3 separate regions of the Mus musculus genome follow, and all the other regions are linked to region 1. A link is a loop called in an ENCODE intact Hi-C map of the cell type or tissue named here. Cell type or tissue: heart. All regions are shown on one strand. Links, peaks and the distances in the headings refer to the core of each region. The heading gives the core; the rest is flanking DNA. Region 1 holds the start of Megf8 (multiple EGF-like-domains 8). Region 2 holds the start of 4732471J01Rik (RIKEN cDNA 4732471J01 gene). Region 3 holds the start of Pou2f2 (POU domain, class 2, transcription factor 2).

Region 1 (6,782 bases), core at 662-5,661:
TCTTCCTTGGGTGGTGTATCTAGAAGCTCAGCAAGAAGTCAGAAGGGGATAGACAGGAAAGAAACACCGAGAACCCACCGTGCATGAGGCTCTGTAGCAGTGGCTTTCATTTCCACCCTCTCATCTTTCCAGATAGGCACCTTAATCCTTTTTGGCTGGTGAGGCTCAGGTTGTTTAATCAACGTGCCCCAGATCCAGCACTTAGTGAGGGATGGAGCCAAGAGCTGCACCGCCAGCTCAGAGCTCAGAATGCGAGACAAGTGTCCTTGCTGCTTTCTTTCACCTTCACTCAGCTTCTTTCTGAAGCATGCCAAACTGAGCGAGCAAGCCAGCAGCGAGCTCACTGCATCCAGCACAGCCTCAGTGAGGTCGAGGTCGTGTTGAGCTACTGGATGGAGTATGGTGGCAGAATGGGATCTAGAAACATCCATCACCTATATTCTGGAAATGTTCAACCAGTATTTATTAACAGCTAGGCATTACAAAAGATTCAGCTTGGGACTTAACAGGGAATAGAAAAGTCAAGTTCTGCCTGATGGTGGTGGCGCAAGCCTTTAATCCCAGGGGGGAGAGGCAGGTGGATCTCTGAATTTGAGGCCAGGCTGGGTTACAGAGTGAGTTCCAGGACAGCCAGGGCTGTAACACTGTCTTGAAAAGTCAAAACCAAACCGAATGCAACCAAACCAAAAAAGTAGTCAAGTTTTAACTCTGGTGGTAAATGCTTATAATCCAAGCACTTGATGCCCAAGGCTCGAGGATGCTGCACAGACTGAAAAGAGGAGAAAAAGTTGAGTTCCTCCCTTTAAGGAGTTGACATTCTAGAGAGCCTACTAACGGGTGTTTAGCTGAACTGTGTGTTTATGGACACATTCTAAGGTTGTATGTGTGGTGCTGAACATCTTCAGTCTAGCACTAGGAAGGTGAAGGGGGGAAATCAGGAGTCTGGGAGGAGGTCAGGAGTTCAAGGTCATTCTTAGCCACATAGCAAGTTTGAGAACAGCCTGGACTACATAGACCGTCTCAAAAAGAAAACAAAGCAAAACAGGAAAGAGCAGTAAAACACTTCTACTCTTTAATCTGTGCTCTCCAAGCCTAATGAGCTTAGGTAAGGCAGTGTGTAACTGAGAAACAACTTAACATTTAATTTTGATTCAATTTAAGCCATATGTGGCTAGTGGCTCTCATACTGGGCAGCACAGGACACTGCCCATAACCAATTAATTATGACATCCAGTAGTCAGGATTGTGATATTGGAAACACCACTAAGCATAGTAATTAGAAGAGGTGTGTTGAGGGAAAAGGTCAGAATGCCGGAAGATACCCTAGGCCTGGTGTCCAAGGCAGTCTGAATGGTTCAAAGGCAATGTAGAGAGGCCAAGTGGAGGGGAATCATCTAAGTCCTTACATTTTATAGGGACAGTCTGGGGCCTGGACACTGCTTCTCTAACCTGTGCCTGACTTTTCTCAGATCATGACCCGCCCATCGGCGGCCAACAAGAACTTTCCGTACCACGTGCGAACTTCACAGATCGCCTCCGCTGGGGTCCCTGGACCTGGAGGGAGCCAATCAGCAGATAAAGCCTTCCCGCAGCACGTCTATGGAAACGTGACGTTCATCAGCGACTCGGTGCCCAACTTCACGGAGCTCTTCTCCATCCCCCCGCCAACCTCCTCTGTAAGCTCCGCAGCCCCGGCGCCCGAGGAGCTGCTGGCGCCGCCCCTGGAGTACCTGACCCCGCTCCCCGCCCCGCCGCCACCCCCTGCTCATTGGCGTCTGAGCCCACCCCTGGCCTTCCGTACTCCCCATGCCCCGACGCCCCGCCTCGACCGTCCCCCGGCGCCCGCGCCCACCCTGCCAGACTGGGTCCTGGCGCTGTTGCGCACGCCCCCGAGGACACCCCGCGCTGTGCCCCCGCCGCCTGCCTTCCGAGGCTGGTCCCCATCTCCCCCACCGCCTCCAGAGTTTGCCCGGCGCACCCCAACTCCACCCCTTGAATACCTGGCCCCACTGCCCAGGCGCCCAGCCACCCACTCCTTCCCTGATTGACAAGTGCGTCCATATTTGGGGTGGTGGGAGTCCTCTAGGGGGAGGGGGACGGGCCTTCGGGGCCGCTTTTGCTCCCCCGAGGGTTCTGGGCAGCCTCTGACCCTGACCCCCCATCCCAGGCCGGGAAGCAGGTGGAGGAGACAGCGGTGGCGGCGGCGGTGGCCCCGAGGGGCCGTGTGGTGACCATGGCCGAACCCGGCGCAGCCTCCCCGCCCCCACCCGCTCGGTTCTCCAAGGCGGTCGACTCGGGCTGGGATGGCCCGACGCCGTCCTACCAGCCGCTTGTGCCCCAGACGGCGGCGCCGCACACCGGCTTCACCGAATACTTCAGCATGCACACAGCCGGGGGCCCTGCACCCCCGGTCTGAGCATCCCTTCCCCGCCTCTGCCCCACGGGCGGCGCACCGGGCCCCGGCTGGGCTCCGGAACCCCGTTTCTCTCCCGGCCCAAGGGCTCGGCCATGCCAGGCATCCCGCGCCCCTCCCACACCCCGCGCCCACTTTGGATGCGCTGCGTCCCGCCCCTTTCCCTCTTGTGCCAAACGGTCCCGCGGGAGCCGTTCTCCGCGTCCCCTCCCTCAGCCCCTGCCCCGAATGGCTCCGGAATCTGGACTCCCGCTGTTCCGTGATCTCCGCCCCCCTGACCCCCTTCGAGACCTCTGACCCTGCTGGACTCCGGAACACCCGTGACGACCGCCTGGACCCTGCCCGACCCTCCAGGACCCTGCGACCCTCGAGCCACTGTTTAGAGACGGATATTGTGAAGTTGGTCTCTACTTTGAAACCCTCCTTGGGGTTTGTGACCTCGGACCTGTGCTTTGTCCGTCCATCTGAATGCCAAGGACCATCACATGGTCTGTGGCAGAAAGACGTTTTCTCTTCTTGCCAAAATAAAGAGGATTCGTTGAGTTTTTAATCTATAACATGGTTTCTTTTCCATCTTAGCTGAAAAAAGGAAAAGACGTGTTTCCTGAATGTATGTCAGCGTACTATGCGCGCACATTGTGTAGGAGAAGGCCACAAGAAGGCGTTGGATTTCCACTATATGGGTTCTGGGAATCGAACCAGGGTCTTCTGCAAGGGCAACATGCTCTGAACCACTAAGTCGCCTCTCCAGCTTCTTTTATGTATTGATGGTGCTTTAAGTCATACGGGTCTCACTGTATCCATCTAGGAAATGCTATTTTGGTCTGGAGTCCCTTGCCTTCATAACTTGATATTCATGTTGATCCTGAATGTAGAGCACAGAAAATAACCATCTAGCACAGCTTTTTACCGCTCCTTTATGTTGCCTTTCCTTTCGCTAGCAGAGATAGAGGCGCCCTCCAGTGGCAAAGGCTTTGCTCAGCCAATGACTAGCACAAAACGCGATTTTGGGTTACACTCTTAGCAATACGCATGCGTAATTCTCTGAGCTGAATTCCTATTCTCGCTGCGCAAGCGACTGGGAACAGATGGGAGGAAAGTTTCCGGAAGTCTTCCTCGAGAAGGGGTGGAGCCAGGCGCTCCTTAGTCCTCTCAGGGCCGCTCTGACCCGCCGCTCTTCCTCTTCTCGCCTCCTCCTAGCCTGTCCTCCCCTCAGAGGCTGCGCGGCTCCCGCCCCCTCGCCCTCTCAGCGGGTCTTCCTCGGGCCGCTCTGGCCCGGGAGTCTCCAGGTCTCTCTGATCTAGCCCATTCGCCTCGAGTGGGAGGAGCGGGTGGGTAGGCATTAGAGTGAGCCCTGGAGATCCGGGCCGGGACCCCGAAGGCAGGCCCCGCCCCCGTCTGGAGGGGTCTCCCCAGGAGTCTCCGGGCCAGGCAAGTTCCACCCCGCACGCTCCATGGACCGCCCAGCTGGGCTGTAGAGCACATCGCCCCTGGAAGACTGTCTATACGGTCTGTTTTGGCCTTGCAGCAGCCTGAATGTAATCACTGGATACCGTTTATGGAGTCGGCGCCCCTATGGGGGCTCGTGTCTATAGGGGACCCTTACGGTCCCTAGGGGTCAGCCCTATCCATAACGACTTCATATCCAGGGCCTTCCATGGGTCTATAGGGCCGGCCCCTCGGTTTCAAGAGCGCATCAACTGCGGCCCTTTCCTTGGCCCGGACTGCGTGGCTGGTACATCCTTGGACTACAAGGCCATGCTACGTCTGTAAAGGTTGCATCTTGCAGGGCCTCATTCCCAGAGGGTCTTCTCCAGGTCTTCACGGCCCTTCCCGTCCCTTAGGGCCAGTGCCTAAGGCGGCGATGGCCTTGGGTGGAGCTCTGGCCTTGGCCCTTGCACTGGCCTTGGCAGTGCTGGGACCGCTGTCCCTCAGGGTCCTGGCTGGTGACTGCAAGGGGCAGCGGCAGGTGCTACGGGAGGCGCCAGGCTTCGTGACGGATGGTGCGGGCAACTACAGCGTCAACGGCAACTGCGAGTGGCTTATCGAGGGTGAGTGGGGCCGCGTGGGTCACTCACTCGGTTGCTAGTTCATTCATTTGTGCGTTCATTCACTGAGCACATTCCTAGAACCCGGCTCCATTCCAGGACTCTTGCTGTAAAATGTTGGACATCCAGTGTTGCAGCCAGCTTGGGCCCTAACTCTGATGGGAGGGAATGTGCCAAGAGTCACAGTAACAAACTAGGAGTATTTGTGAGGGGTGTTTTTCTTCACTTGATCCTGAATGTAGCGCACAGAAAATATCAATCTAGCACAGCTTTCTACCACTCCTTTATTTTTGCTTACTTGTAAGTCCACTCATGCCTTTAATCCCAGCACTTGGAAGGCAGAGGCAGGCAGATTTCTGAGTTCGAGGCCAGCCTGGTCTCAGAGTGAGTTCCAGGACAGCCAGGCCTACACACACAAAAAAACCCCTGTCTCGAGAAAACAAAAAACAAACAACAACAACAAAAAGTAAGTCCACTCACCTGGCTTAGGATCTAGGCTCTATTTCATATGAGTTTCGTGACTTTGGATGGATGAATTTCGAAGGCACAGTTTCTTTTACTCCAAATGGCCGCAACAATAGTACTTAGTTAAAAGGAAAGGAGTCAGATATTTAACACATTTGATATCTGGTATAGTATATTAGTCAGGGTTCTCTAGGGAAGCATAGCATAGAATGAATCTTTATAGAAATGAGATTAGAATGGCTTATAGTCACTGTGCGGTGGTGGCGCATTCCTTTCATCCCAGCACTCCAGAGGCAGAGGCAGAGGCAGGCAGATCTCCGAGTTTGAGGCCAGCCTGATCTACATACTGAGTTCCAAGACAGCCAGAGAAACCCTGTTTTGACACCCCCCCTCCCCCAAGTAAAAAGAATGGCTTATAGACTGTGGTCCAGCAAGTCTGATAAAGACTGTTTACCAAAAAAAAATCCAGTAGTAGTAGTTCAGTCCACATGGCTTATGTCTTACCTGGTCTTCAGTATATGCCAGAATGCTAAAGAGAGTCAGTTCTAATGCAGACAGGAATTAGAAGATGCTTCTGAGCAAGCCTATGTGCTAAAATCTAGTATGCTAAAACAGATAATAGAAGAAGCCAGGACTAGTGCCAGAGGCAGGAGTCGGGGAGGCTTGTGAGTTTGAGGACAGCCTGGGCTACCTCAAAGTGAAGGACTGGACTCCTAGTTAGAGTGAGAGCAAGCAGGCCAAGAGCAAGAGCAAACTTCATTCTTTCATGTCCTTTATACAGGCTGCCAGCAGAAGGTGTGGCCCAGATTAATGGTGGAGCCTCTCACTTCAAAAGATCTGGATTAGAAGTGGGCCTTCCCACTTTAAGTGGTTTAGTTAAGGGAAAAAACAAACAAACAAACAAACAAAAACAAACCCTTACAATTGTGCCTAGCTATTTAGCTTTTAGTTAGTTCCAGATATAGTCAACCTATCACATGTAGCAAATGTCCATTAAGTGCCCTTAGGGTTATTGTTGCATTTAAATACTTCAATAAAACTTAGTCGTTCATGTGCCAGAAATTATATATGCCACCATGACATAGCAGAAGACCAGGGACCTCCTTCCCAGCAGTGCTTGCGGGGGAGACCGACATACTAACAGTCACATACCAAAGTACTCCCCTGGGAGAGCCCAGAAGAAGTACATGATCTGGGAGAGAGGAGAGCAGAGAAGATTCTGGAAGAGATGTCAGAGCTGAGACCTGAGGGATCTATGTCTGTCAGCCAGGAAGCGAGAAGCAGAACATTTTAGAAATAAGGAACAACCTGTGCCCCTTTCTTTTTTTTTTTTTTAAAGATTTATTTATTTATTATATGTGAGTACACTTTAGCAGTCTTCAGACACACCAGAAGAGGGCGTTGGATCCCATTACAGATGGTTGTGAGCCACCATGTGGTTGCTGGGAATTGAACTCCAGGACCTTTGGAAGAGCAGCCAGTGCTCTTAACCACTGAGCCATCTCTCCAGCTCCCTGTGCCCCTTTCTTATGGGCTTTCAGGGATCCGTGAAGCTCTGGGAAGACACAACGTCTCAGGAGTCTGATTAATCCAAGGCACGTGGGATGCTTTTGAGCATGCATATGTGCTAAAATGTAGTATGCTAAAACAGTTAAAAGGAGAAGCCAGAGTCAGGAGGAGGAGGTTTGTGAGTTTGAGGCCGGCCTGGGCTACAAGTTGAAAATCTTTTTTTATTATTTTGCCTTTTTTTTTTTTTTTTTCCAGAGCTGAGGACTGAACCCAGGGCCTTGTGCTTGCTAGGCAAGCGCTCTACCACTGAGCTAAATCCCCAATCCCGAAAATCTTTTTAAAATAGA
Region 2 (6,782 bases), core at 1-5,000, 80 kb after region 1:
TGAAGGTATCCATCTCCCTGCCCTCACTGGACAGGTACAGGAAACCCAACCAGCTCAGTGCCTCTGTGTCTCTGTCGTCATTTGGGAAATGGGCTGATCATAATGACAGCTGTCTCATCCAGTTACTTGTGGCAAGATCACAAGGATAAATGACGGCTCCAGCCAGTCAGGATACCCTTGGGGCAGAGGTGGGATCTGATTCACAGGTCTGAGGCCTGGCACTAGGAAGGGCCTCAGGAAATGACAGTCACTTCTCAGAGCTGCGAGCCTTTGTGAGTGTGCTTACCTGAACCCCGTGCAAGGGAGGAGCCTTACTCAAGCAGATTCTTTCTGACTCCTCATGACACTAAGGGCAGCTTGGCTATTAACAGCTCCACGTCACACTTCACACATTCCTTTGCTTATCAATCTAATAAATACTTGAATGTCCATGTGTCTGGCATTCCCTGTAAACAAGGCAGACACAACCCTACTCTTAGGGAGACCAGTGTCTAGTAGAGTCAGACACTCTACTCAGCACACTCAGCCAGACAGTAGACTTACATACACCTCTCCAAAACACACACATTTGAATCTGACAACAGCCCTACAGATGCCTGTTGGGAGCTCAGAAAAAAAATTGAGAAAAGGTCCCTGTTCATTACTTCACATTCATAGCAATTTGGTACAATGGGTCTTTGCGATTGAGGTTCCATATCGCTTCAAAGCATAGTGTTCTGCTATGTGTCTTTGTTGGGGGATAGGAGGCTTCAGGGTCCTGCTTGAGCTCCAACACTTGTCTACCAAAGGAGGATGAGGAATGATGAATTTGGGGGTTTTGGGTCTGGTAAGCCATGCCAGGTTTTTTCTGGTTTTGCCTGCACAGGAACCTGTCCCTGGAGTCTGATAAAGATCCATGGACTGCCGGTGGAGCTGCATAGCGGAGGGCTTGCTTAGTGTTCACCAGGCCCTAGGTTTGGCTGTAAGCAGCGCCACAAGACAGACAAAACTCATAACCAAACCAGGACTTAATGCCTGCTCTGATTGAGCCATGCAAAATCTTTGGTTGTTCTGCCACTGTTTCTCCAGCCTTTTGGATCCAGGGAAGCTAAATGGTAACTCCCTCCTTTCTCTAAGGACAACGTAAAAGTTCTCATGTTTTGCAAGTCGCCCCAGGGTTGCTGGGTTGATGAAGGTCGATTGTCAAAGAGCAGATGGATGGATTCACTGAGAGAGTAAGAAGGGGCTGCAAGGAGCTCTTCCAATTACCGGATGCCCCTTCTGCCTACCTTTTGCATTCTATTTATTTAGAAAAAGCGGTTAAAAACCCTTCTACGTTATTCTTTTAAGAGGGCAGAAGACATGAAAACCGCTTGAACCGAAACAGAAAACACTAAAGGCACAGCTCTTGGCCACACAGAAAAAGGAACCTGAGAGAGAACCTTATTCCGACAGACGAGCATTTCGGACACTTCCCCAAAGACCGCACTGGGACAGACGTAGTCCTTACGTCTCGGTGGGGCATTCTACTCTCACATCACCCCCCCCCCCACGCGCAGGACGGCAGTGGATCAGTCCACGGGTCTCTTCCCCCTCGTGGAAGTGGGTCAGTTCCCCCAGTCCCCAGTCCCCCGCAGGATGTGCGGGATTTCTTTTAAGCTGTTACCGACTCACCTTTGATCTTGCCTTTTCGCCACCGCCTGCGACTGCGGTTCTTCGATCCTTCTTTGCCCTGCTTGGAGGCCTGGGCCCCCACGGGCGCCGATTCCACGGCCGGCTCCATCAATTCTTTCCAGTCCTGGCGCGGGGCCCAATTCCAGCGATCAAGTTCCTCTCTTAGAGTCAATCCTAGTTACACACCACTGCCAGGCCCCCAAACCATCCAATCCTGGGCAGGCTCCTCGCGGAGCTCCGCCTTTAATGGGTGGGGCTGAAGGTCTTGGCCCGCCCATCTGCTCAGATTAAAGGAACCGCGCAGTGCACCGTAACGACAAACAAAAAACCAAAAACCAAAAACCAAAAAAAAACCCGCAGTCCTGGAAGCAGCGAGAAGTGCCCTCACAGCAGGAATAGTGAGGAGTCGCGTTAGAGTCACCCCAACAAAGAATTCTCAGTCATCTTGTGCAGGTGCTGACCCTCGCCATCTCATTCACCTTTCCTTGAACCTGGCCCGCCCACTTGCCCCGGGAGCCGGAAGAACGGGCGGGCGGGCAGGGGGCGGGCAACCCAAGGCGTGGGCGGGGACCGACTTGGGGGCGTAGCCGCGCTTGGTAGCCGTTTGGAGAAGCCCCGCCTTTTCCTCCGCCCCCTCACGTGGTCGTCCCTGTTTTTTTTTTTTTTTTTTTTTTTTTTTTCCCCCCCAGACAGGGTCCTAGGCTGTAGTTGAGGGTGGCCTTGGCCTCTCAGCAAACTACCTTCCAGTCTCACATCCGCGCTCCCTCCTAGTTCTTACTGCTCTGCTTCATGAGGTGTCTCTCCCTCTGCCCTGCCTTATTCCCCAGAATCAAAGGAAAGGGGAAGACAGCAACACCGCCGGCCTCAGGGTTGATCTACAGAAAGGAGCGTAAGTCGAGGGAGCCCACGTGCCCCGGAAAAGGCGGGAAACAGAGGAGGCCCGAGACTCGCACATGCGCACATGGCTCACTGTGCTCCCAGTTGCTTCTGGGTTGCCCATGCCAGAAGCTTCTGGAACCCGGCTGCCCTGGGAGGATTAAGCCTCGATTTTCTTCTTGACAGAGTGAGCATTAATTACTCTGTCCTCGGAGAAACCTCTCAGGCTTTTGGGGAGGAGGGACGGCCCTCTGAGGTGAAAGACCATCACTAGCGGCCCTCAGGACTCTGACCTTCCCTCTGCTCCTGTCAGGACTGGGTCCTATGGCTGTTACCTGCCATTGCTTCGGAGAGGCGGCAAGGAAGAAGCGCCACAGCTCACCAGCACTTCACTACGCTGTTTCCATTCCGCCTGGATCTTGCCACAGACCTCTGCAGCCCTATCCAGGCCCTGCTCCCAAGCTTCTCTACCCCATGAAATCTAGTCATTCCACGGCGCTGAGGCCCTGTAGAGGCACCGGGCGGCAGAGGTGAGACCGTCTCGAAGCAGAGGCTGTGAATGGCCTGGATGTTCGGCTAGTCTACACACACTTGCCAAGTGTAAGGCCCACATTGGGCATTGTGCTGCTATTGTTTAGTGTGATGTTTGCCTCACAAGTACCGCTCAGCCATTTCTCTTTCTTCCTTTCCCCTTTCCTTTTCCTTTTCCTTTTCCTTTCCCCTTTCCTTTTCCTTTCCCCTTTCCTTTTCCTTTCCCCTTTCCTTTTCCTTTCCCCTTTCCTTTTCCTTTTCCTTTCCTTTTCCTTTTCCGTTTCCTTTTCCTTTCCCCTTTCCTTTTCCTTCCCTTTCCTTCCCAAATGAATGCAGGGAAGAGGGTGGTTTCTTTGACCTGATTCCTGAGTTAGAGCTCTTTCCCACTTCACTTTGATTTCCTTCAACTCTTTTGTAGGGGGCAGCCCGGTGTAAAGGGAGACAAACCCTGTTTTTACTCCCGTGTTTGCTGTTCCCAAACTGTAGGGCCGTTTGTAAGACCCTCATTGTTTATATACCTCAGCGTTCATTCCTTCTCGACAGACTGGGCTGGGGATGAGGGGTGCGCTTTATTTTACAGAATCCTTCAGAGATGACCTGAGCGTTATGATCGCAGATACAGAAAATACTTAGCACAACTAAATGACTGGCCCGGGAAGGCTCTGTCTAGTCTTCCAGGTTCAGACTCACCTGTGTCCCAGTAGTGTTTGTGTTTCTGGATGCTAGTCTTCTTCCCGTGTGGTAATTTACCGCCATATCCTGACAGCTTTTCAAACTCAGGTTTCTTTTTGGAGAGCAGTGCCATTTCCGGGATCGCTGTTCCGTAACTTGGCTTTGGAGAATTTGACTTTGAGGATGAACTCAAGCATTTCTCTATGTCAGACACGGTAACACAGTCAAAAAATGACTTCCACTCTGGAGATGTCTGCTGTATGGATAGGTCATGCAGCCTTGTTAGAAACCCTGACTCAGTCAAAGATCCCTGCTTAGACTTGGCTCCTTGGACTAGAGGTGTTTGCTGGGCTGTAGGGTCTGACTGTTCAGGCCCCTCTTGGGATACCAAGTTAGTTTGGGTAGAGGGTTTCTTGTCCGGTCCAGATACAGCCTGGGCTGTAGATGTAGTCTCTGCTTCTGTAGCTGGAGGTGGTTCTGCTGGTCCAGATTTTGTCATCCCCATATGTTCTTCTCCGAGTTGTGGTTCCTGTGGAGTTGTATACACTTTTCCTGCCCCAGGTCCATTAGGGGAGATGGCTTCCTGTTGATCCAAGTGTACTTTCTGGCTTGGGGATGATTGCTGTGGTGCAGGGAAGGCGAATGGGGTGAGAAATTTCTGAAGCAGAGCGGATTGTTGGATTCCCTGTTCCTGCTGGAATTCAGCTTCTTGCTGGGCAGTGGGCTCATTTGGGAGACTTTGTTTCTGTGGGGTACCAGATTCCTGCAGCATCTTTGATCCTGGGTGGTCTGTGAGGGTTGTTTCTGGCCCAGGATCTGGCTTAATTATAGGTCTCTCCTGTGTCTCAGGTTTCCATTCTGGCCTAGATACTGAGGGAGAACTTGGGTCCATAGTTGTTATTTCCCCTGGGAAAGAAATTGGTCTCCTAGGCTTCATCCTTCTGCTCCCTACCCTTCAGGCTTCCTTCCCTCTTCACAGATCGTTCATGATGGCACATCCCTTTGGGCTCTAATCTTTTGTCCTGGCATTCCTGATCTTCCTTTATAGCTGATCTGTGAGTTTATCACTGCTGGTCCCCACTTCTTGCCAGGTGATCTCTCTGTGTCTCTTTGGGAGAGGGATTAGGACTAGGAAGAGGCTCATGTGCCCAGTACTGTCTTACAAGAAGGGAGGGGCTTGTTCTCTTGTGTCATAAATAGGGCCCCGCCCCACTCACCACTCAGTTAAAATGACCAGTGACCCTTCTCATAAGGCAAGTATCTTAGTCTTCTGTTTCATCTGGGATGATTCTAGGTGAGCTAGATGAGTGGTCCCTACCCCCAGAGATGGGAAACTCATGTAGCCCAGGCTGGCCTCAAGCTACTACTATTCTTCCTGTCTTCATTTCCCAAATTCTGTGACCACAGGTGTGTACCACTATAGTTCAGTACTTTTCCCCCTCCTGATACCAGAGGAATACTTAAGGAGTCTTTATACTTTTAATCATAGTTTCCTTTTCATTCATTCTTACAACTTGGTTGCCTTTTGAATTGTCTTAGACTGTTGCTCTGATCATTTTATAACTCCTACTAAAAAGGAAACAAAACAAAACAAAGCACATACCATCCTGTTTTTATAGGCTCAAAACCCTTTTGAATGACAGCTCAGATCCTCCATACCATCTTTCTAACCTTGAACTGTGTTTCTTTTTTTTTTTTTTTTTTTTATTTTATTTTATTTATTTATTTATTTCATGTATGTGGGAACACTGTTGCTATCTTCAGATACACCAGAAGAGGGCATCAGATCTCATTACAGATGGTTGTGAGCCACCATGTGGTTGCTGGGAATTGAACTCAGGACCTCTGGAAGAGCAGTCAGTGCTCTTAACCGCTGAGCCATCTCTCCAGCCCTTGAACTGTGTTTCTGCATTTATATCTCTTGTACTACATGAGAAACTCACAGAATGCAGTGATAATGGTGGGGATGATGATGATGGTGGTGGTGGTGGTGGTGATGATGATAATAGGAATCATAAACACTGAAGGTTGTCTAGATGCTAAGAAACCACAATTTCACCAGGCAGTGGTGGCACACGCCTTTAATCCCAGCACTTGGGAGGCAGACGCAGGCAGATTTCCGAGTTCGAGGCCAGCCTGGTCTACAGAGTGAGTTCCAGGACAGCCAGGACTACACAGAGAAACCCTGTCTTGAAAAACCAAGGGAAAAAAAAAAAGAAAGAAAGCACAATTTCTAACCCTTTGTTGTTTCTAAGCAGGCAGTGTCTGATTCAGTGCTTTACCTGCCTTTGATACCCACATAGACCGTGCACCTCCAAACGAGTGAAAGAGTAGAGAAGGGCAAGGAGGGAGAAGTACATGGGAAGGGTTTCAAATGAACAGGGCTAAGGGTGACACAGGAACTGAATGTCAGTAGTCAGACCCCATCTGATCGATATAACTGATACTCACTTTACATACACACATATACACACACGTATGCACTATGTATTTAATTATTTTCATTGCAAGTTTTCTGATTGCAATGTGAGGCCAACAGGAGGCCGAGGTGTCCTGCATTCTTGTAGGGTAAACAGAAGGCATAAGACAAGAGTGGCAAGTGCAGCCGGCACTAGGGGCACAGTCATAGATACACTGTGAGGCAGTGCCTTCAGAGAGCACTGGGGTGCTCTTGGTGAGGATGGGGGTGGGGAGAATAAGAACCGTGCTAGGGCTGGTCACCTCCTTTCCACTGAGAGAGTCTAACTAGAGGAGCAGAGTCTCAGTACTATAAGGGCAGCGCAAAGCTTGCCAGGTGACATCGTTTGAGAAATTGCTGGCAGGCTCTGGAGGGTCTTTGCGACTTCCTGTGGTGCTTTTGGTGTCCTAGGGCACAAATAAAAGGAGGAGCTATCATTAAAAACTTAAAAATACTTTATATTATTTTTATTGTGTGTGCCACTTGTGTGAGAATGCATGAGGAGGTCAGAATAGAGTTTCAGATCCCTTGGAGCTTGAATTTTAGGTATTGGGAACCATCTGACATCCTCTGATTTTATTTTATTTTATTT
Region 3 (6,782 bases), core at 1,197-6,196, 180 kb before region 1:
GTGTGTGTGTGTGTGTGTGTGTGTGTGTGTGTGTGTTTTATAGCTAGAACCCAGGGCTTTGTGCAGGCTCAGCAAGTGCTCTACCACAGAACCACACTCCCTTCCCTGAACACTCAGATTTTTAAAAGTCCCTCCAGGTTATTGATTTCAAGGAGCTCTAAAACCCTGGTGCCTCCCGAAGCCTCAATCACATGGAAAGGCTGGGTGGCTACTTATGGTGGCCCTTCCCTGTCACCCCAGGTCAAGTGTGACGTCTTGCAAGGAAAAGTACCAAGTTCTCTGGCCTTGTCCCTTAAATTCCACCACCTCAAGCCAGATCCACCCCAGGCTGCCCAAATTCTGAGTTCACCCTCAGTTGCCCCAAATGGGCCAGGCCGGGGACCCTGGGTCCCTCTGCACTCCCTGGCCCTCCCTCCCCTACTTTCACTTCTCCTCTGCATTTCCCCCAGCCAGTTTTTAGCAGGCTTAGTCTAGCTTCTCGTTAGTACTTACCGAAATCGGGGCTAAATATAGAGAACCGGAGGACTGCCCCTCACCCTCCCGGCCCCACTCGGGCTGTCCCCTGGGTCCTCTGCCTCCACAGCCGGCATCGAGTTTATGGCCTGGGAGCCCCCATGGGCAGGGTTGGGCGCTACCGGGAACCTCTGTGGACTCAGTTGGCCCTGCCCCTTGTCTCCTGAGGAGGGCCACCTCACACCTCCCAACCCTACAGCTGTCCCAGGTAACCTCAAGGGACCAAACAGTGCTGTGCTATCAGGACGGAGGGATGGAGGAGGGATGGAGATCCAGGTGATGGACACAGCAAGAGCAGTGGTATACACAGCTACAGCCAGCAATGCCAAACTCTGTGCATAGGTGTGCATAGATCCCAGGGAGGACTAAGTGCATGCCCAGGGCATCGCCCTTCACAGCCTCTGTTTGGAGCAAATGAATGTCTAGGGTAGATGCCATCCAAGGCAAGCCCCCACCAACACTGCACTGGAAGTCCTGCATGTGGCACAGGTTCAAGGCTTGGTCTACAACACCCTGGTTTTCCACCTGACAATTCTGCTGTCTATCCTATCCCCTAAGCAGCTATTCCTTAAGCCCATAGATGGAGGGGTTGGGGAAATGGCCAAACACCACGAGGGTCTGAGTTCAAGTCCCTAGATATCCATTTTCAAAAATGCAGGGATGTGAGTCTGTAACAGATAAGATGGCAAGACAAGAGGGGGAGTTGGCCAACCAACCAGCGTGTGTCAAGACAGAAGGCAAGGACTGACATCCTGAGGTTGACCTCTGACCTCCACACAGACTTGTCCACACTCACATTTGCATGTGCGCGCGCACACACACACACACACACACACACACACACAACCTATAGGGAGACACACACTCAGATGATGCCATAGGGTGGTGTATAAAAAAACCAACCCCATCCAGATACATGCATACACACATGCACTTACTCATATCCAGAGTGACACACACACATTCGCATATTCAAAGGCACAGGCAATCTGATATGCATACACCCGTGTCCAGAGTCAGTTCATTCTGAGAGGTAACCACGAAGACCTCTGAGACTCTCCAGGGTGGAGAGCCTGAGATCAGACGGTGAGTGATCTGCCCGAGGCCACACGATGTATTAATCACATCCTTACGATGGATTGATTCTTGCCAATGCTACACGGTGAAAACCCATAACAGTTCTCCTGGGTAGGACTTTTTCTTTTTTTTTTCACCCTACAGAAATCCCCAGTAAAAAGTCTAATGCTTTGTCCAGTGGCTACAAGTTCTCACTTGAAATGAGTCCATAGTGAAGCCGCTATATGTGTGCAGATGGCAGTCTGGACTTCATATGTACACTGAACAAGTAGATATGTGTACACCCACACGGCCACCTCAGTAAATAAATACCTGTCAATCCTCATCTTTCTACTGTCTACCACCATCATTTTTATATCCTAGCTCAGAGAACTCCTCCAGGAAGCCCTCCCTACTACCATGACAACAGAACTAGATAACTTCTGGACTCTATCATCTCTGCTCCACCCTCCACCCTCCAATCCCAGGTCTGATCACCACAGGATTGTCCTTTCCACTGAACTCGTGACTCCAGAAAAGCAGACCTGAAGCTGCCTAGCCCTGATATATCTTCAACACCAATATCCAACATAGAACGGCCCGGTAACCAGCGGTTGTTGAAGGGACTTGGCGATGCCCCCCACATACTGATGCATGTTGGACGGATGCACGCCAAGCCAACACTCACACCTACGGTCACCCAGGAGCTCGACGCACACTCGACCAAAGCTCCAGAAAAGCAGTCATGAAGTACTGATCCTTGGAATATCTCAGCACTGGTATTATCACCTTACACTTCCCAGTACTCTGCTGAGGTATGCTAAGTCTGCGCAGAGATGCATACCTTCTACGAAATGAGTCCCCAAGCGCAAATCACCTGATACGGTGCCTGCACCGTATCCAGCTCACCCAGGCAAGCATGTAGTAACTCAAAGACATAGAATGCATGCGCCACGGAGAAAGTCAGAGCAGGATAAGGAGACTGAGGGATATATAAGATTAGTGCCATTTTGCAGAATAAATGAAGTGGATCAAGAAGAAATCACTGCTACGGGCACACAGGAATGCCACGCACAGCAGCCCTCCCCCCTGCACACCCAGGAGAAATAGCAATAAGCACAGGACGCAGGACACCACACCCACACTCACACATATGCACACCTGCACCACACAAACGCAACTGCTTGGTCTTCCAAACCTGTTGCAGCCCTGTGTCTAAAGAATCGCCCACGCTGCCCAGCCCACCAGTTCCCCATATGAAGTCCAGCAAAAAACAAAACAAAACAAACAAACAAACAAACAAAAAACCACATGACCCTTCCTTTTTCCTGTTCCCTCAGTGGGGAGACAGACTGGAAGTATACCCCCCCACACACACACCCCATGCCTAATGCAAAACAGTATCAAAGAGGAGCTGAGGAGGGGGACTAGGTGAAGGAAGGAAAAGATGTTACTAAAGCACGGGGCCTCCCAAACAAGGGGGACAGCCGAAGAGGAGGTGCAGGAACCGTTGGCAGAGGTGGTCAGCAGAACGGCCCTAATATGCTATTTGTCCTCGCCACCCATGAGAAGGCATCAGCCTCTTACCTGGAGCCCCCATGCTGGAATGAACCATGCTGCCCGCCAGCCAGGGCTGGGGAACAACTGTGTCATCTCCCCGCCCTCTCTGGGGGCCAGCCCTCCCTGCCGGAAGTCACCCCGGGAGGAAACCACAGGGCCGGTCCGCCCCCTTCGGAAGGGAAAATACCCTGGCCCACAGGCCGACCCCAGCGGCCCAGGCGACCCCAGATCATGAGTGTATTTGAGTAGGGGCTTAGTCGGGTGGAAAGCGAGGACGCTGGAAGAACTGACTCTTGCTGGGGCCACACTAGGAGGTATCTATACAGTCCTTCTGCCCCCGCAGCACGGAGGGGTGGGGGCGAACACATCTGGAACAGGGCGTGTGGGGCTGTGAGAGAAGGTGAGGCTATACAATAACAATGGCAAACACAATTTGAGGTTTGTTCGAGGAGGGATCTCTCAGTGCCTAACCCTGCACCTCCCACGTAACAGGTGTCATAGTTTGACAGTATTTTGTGATTCGTCTTACAAACGACAAGACTGAAGATCAGAGAAGGGAGCAGTGGCTTTCTCAAGGATCCAGGGCCAAGATGCATCAAAGTAAAAAAAAAAAAAAAAAGGGGATGCTCAGGATGCTGTGGACAGACCAAGGCTTGCAACCTGTGCCACAGGTAAGGCATCCCGGGCCAATAGTGCCCATGAGCAGTGGCACAGTGGCAGTTAGGGCGAGGGGTGGAGGCCTAAGTCAGAGACAGCTAGAAGCCTGTCAGAGGGCAAACGCGTGCACCCGGGGCAGTGGAGCTGAGCTTGAGTCCTCAGGGTTCCTGTGGAGCGCTTTCAGCGAGCCGCTCCGCTCTCAGTCCTGCGGTTTTCCTGAAGCCCGCCAGAGGGCGGCAGCGTCCAGTCAATGGGCAGGAGGGCGGGGCCGGCTTCAGAGGAGGGAGCCCCGCCCTCCGCTCCATCCCGGCCCGCATCCTCCCCCGCCCCGCGCGCACACCTGCGAGGGTCACACAAAGGCGCAGGACTCGGGCGCACAGTAGCGCAGACAAAGGCAGGCGCGAGCCAACTGCCCTCTTCTCCCTCTCAGCTTCCTGGAGTCCGAGTTGCTGAGCTGCCTTGGCATCTCTTAAACAGTTCTCCTATCCACTAGGGCCATCCAGGACACTTTACACCCCAAGTGGAGGGTCCCCCAAACCACACGCGTGCACACATAGACGGCTGGATTCATCCTTCTACATACATGCATACACTGAAGTATTTCTTCTCAGACCAACCCTCCAGCATTTCACACGAATGCACACACAGAGATTCACTAGTGCACATCTCTACCATGGCCCCAATATCACCCCTCCCCGCAGACCAAGCTTCATCAGCTACATATGCTCTACTACTTCACCCAGACCCACAGGGCAGAGGGCACATCTACACATATGGCCAACGCAGGCCAGGTTACATGTGCCCACACTCCCATGTGCACAGCCATGAAGGACACAAAGAACTACATGGGTGCCCTCTGCCCCCAGCCCTGTGCAGGTGGACACCCCAAGACCTGGCAGATGGTCCTGACAGGAACGAACTCAGCTCTTAAGCTGCACACAGAGGGGACAGTTCCTGGGCATCTACACTCTATAATATCCCATTATCGGAAAGACCATTTCAGAGGGCATTTGCCGACCGCACAGCGGCTGGCGGCAGATTTTCTATACACGAGGGTCTTCCCAGCAGAAGTTGGGGGCAGTAAGGTAGCAGGTTTTTGTCTTGAAGCCTGATTTACCCAGTAAGCTCCATTTTCATTTAGGATTTATCTTTTGAGGGAGTGGTGGTACTTAGCACGATATGGAGGGATACAACCCAGACAAGGCCCCTCCCCCATAGTCTACCCTTTACCAATTCAACATCGTGCAGGCCAGAGACACATTCACCAGGCTGGGTCCCAGATGGTGATCTAGGAAAAGAAGGGACACCCATTTCCAGTGAGGCCCTCCTGGATCTTCAAGTGAGGCCAGAGTGGGAAGGCCTCGATGGTTCCCTAAGGATAAATTCTATTCCTATGGCCTTCCGTGCTGAAAGCTGTGTCTGAGTCTCTGGGCCTATGCAGGAGATGCTGAAGGAGGGGAGAAAGACAAAGGGGCAGAGTGTGGGGCACATGGCTTAGATGGTGAGGGGAACTGGCAGATTGGAATGGGATAGGTAGGGTGTGGAGAGCGGCTTCCCTGCCAAGGAAGGGGTCTGGACCCTCATAATGAGTAGGGTAGGTAGGGAATAGGCATTGGGGAGCAGTGGGGGCCACACTGAGGTGCAGGGAACCTGCGGGGAGGCAGCATAGAGGAGGCCAGGCTGGGCTCAAGGCTGAGCGGTAATTAAAGGAGACGCAGGGGGCTCCCCAGGGCCAGCGGGGCCGGTAACTGACACGCGGGCCCCATTGCTCCGCTCATATTTCTCGCCGGATCGATACGTTTGACTCCCGACAAGACAATAATCGCTTGTACGCGGCCGGCGAGTCGATCAAATACATTATTAGAGCGAGGTCCCCCGGGGGCCCGCTGGGGAGCCGTAGGGGGGAGCAGCCAGCCCACCGGGGACAGAAGAGTGAGATTCTTCACCCCTCAGGGCCCCCTGCCATGGCCTCTTCCTCCTGGCCACCCCTGGGGATCCTCTCCATGGCTCGGTTCCTCTCTCTCTCTCTCTCTCTCTCTCTCTCTCTCTCTCTCTCAGCTCCTTCTATCATTAACAATCTCATCACCTAGCCATGGCCTTATCCTTGGTCTGCGCAGGGACCCAAAAGATCTGTCCCCACAGGCGATGCTCTTATCAGTAGGACTGAGGCTAGCAGGTGTTCAGAGAGGCCCCTCAGACCCCTAGCCTGGTGGGAGATAATGAAATGGAGTCAGGCCAAGGAATTGGGAGTTGAGAGAGATGAACTTGGGCCTAAGAGTCAAGAGTAGCAATCTTCAATCCAGACTCCATTCCGGATGTAAACATGAGAGACTTCAGGAGAGCCCGGGTCAAGGGGCAGCCTCTGGGGCATTAAAGGACTTAGGGGCCTAAACAAACAGGAAAGCATATTGTTAGGGGTAGGTGGCAAACAAACTCACAGACACAGGGATATGGAGCTGCTCTCAGGACCCTAGGCTCTTTCCAGCCATACTCAACCTCAGCTCTGGGCTGTCTGTATCATGTGGCCATCTCTTGCCCACTCCCTTGGCATCTGGGCTCAAACCTAGCTCTTTTAATTGTAAAAATGTTTACTTTCTCTTATGTGTATGCGTGTTTTGTCTCCATGTCTGTCTATGCACCAAGTGTGTTCCTGGAGCCCACAGAGGTCAGAAGAGGGCACTGGAGTCCCTCGAATTGGAGTCACAGCCAGTTGTGAGCTGCCATGTGGGCGCTGGGAACTGAACCCAAGTCCTCTGCAAGAGCAGCCACTGCTCTTACCCACTGAGCCATCTTGCAGCCCCTTAGACATACCTCTTGTTTACACAGTTCTTCATCTCTTTGATGTGAGGCTCACTCAGGACTGCTTCCCCGATAGCCCCAAATCAATCATGTCATGGAGCTGGGCATGCTGTTCAGACAGAGCGCTTGCTAACATGGACAAACATCAGCAGTTCACAAAACTAGGCACAGTAGCACATACCTGTAACGCTGGCATT

Evidence for each region. A loop is a pair of places that touch in the nucleus more often than their neighbours do. Peaks named below come from ENCODE experiments on the same cell type or tissue, not always from the same donor. Only the 100,000 strongest peaks of a DNase experiment are listed, where the experiment ranks them.
Region 2: it touches region 1 in a loop (2.5-fold over the local background); 6 of 42 quality-filtered maps call a loop at or near these places.
Region 3: it touches region 1 in a loop (5-fold over the local background); 5 of 42 quality-filtered maps call a loop at or near these places.

The regions. Positions count from the first base shown.
Region 1 is chr7:25,313,230-25,320,011 of GRCm38, forward strand. Tmem145 (transmembrane protein 145) reads left to right here. Exons shown (of 15, transcript NM_183311.2): 14 at 1,470-1,676; 15 at 2,168-2,966. The coding sequence ends at 2,416. It overlaps Megf8 (multiple EGF-like-domains 8), which reads left to right and starts at 3,935. Exons shown (of 41, transcript NM_001160400.1): 1 at 3,935-4,464. The coding sequence starts at 4,278. In heart, for the core only: a CTCF peak has its summit at 3,383 (motif pointing left); DNase peaks (open chromatin) are centred at 1,862, 2,242, 3,592 and 4,422; H3K4me3 peaks cover 3,552 bases; H3K27ac peaks cover 2,540 bases; H3K27me3 peaks cover 2,032 bases.
Region 2 is chr7:25,393,848-25,400,629 of GRCm38, forward strand. 4732471J01Rik (RIKEN cDNA 4732471J01 gene) reads left to right here and starts at 866. Exons shown (of 7, transcript NR_015569.3): 1 at 866-2,106; 2 at 2,481-2,542; 3 at 2,843-3,129. It overlaps Cxcl17 (chemokine (C-X-C motif) ligand 17), which reads right to left. Exons shown (of 4, transcript NM_153576.2): 4 at 6,206-6,597. The coding sequence ends at 6,500. It also overlaps a transcript of Lipe not described here. In heart, for the core only: no CTCF peak of the experiment used is centred there; DNase peaks (open chromatin) are centred at 1,894, 2,254, 2,544 and 2,944; H3K4me3 peaks cover 2,123 bases; H3K27ac peaks cover 1,743 bases.
Region 3 is chr7:25,129,269-25,136,050 of GRCm38, forward strand. Pou2f2 (POU domain, class 2, transcription factor 2) reads right to left here and starts at 3,192. Exons shown (of 15, transcript NM_001163554.1): 1 at 3,157-3,192. The coding sequence starts at 3,184. In heart, for the core only: a CTCF peak has its summit at 4,006 (motif pointing right); DNase peaks (open chromatin) are centred at 3,233 and 4,033; H3K4me3 peaks cover 1,214 bases; H3K27ac peaks cover 416 bases; H3K27me3 peaks cover 4,887 bases.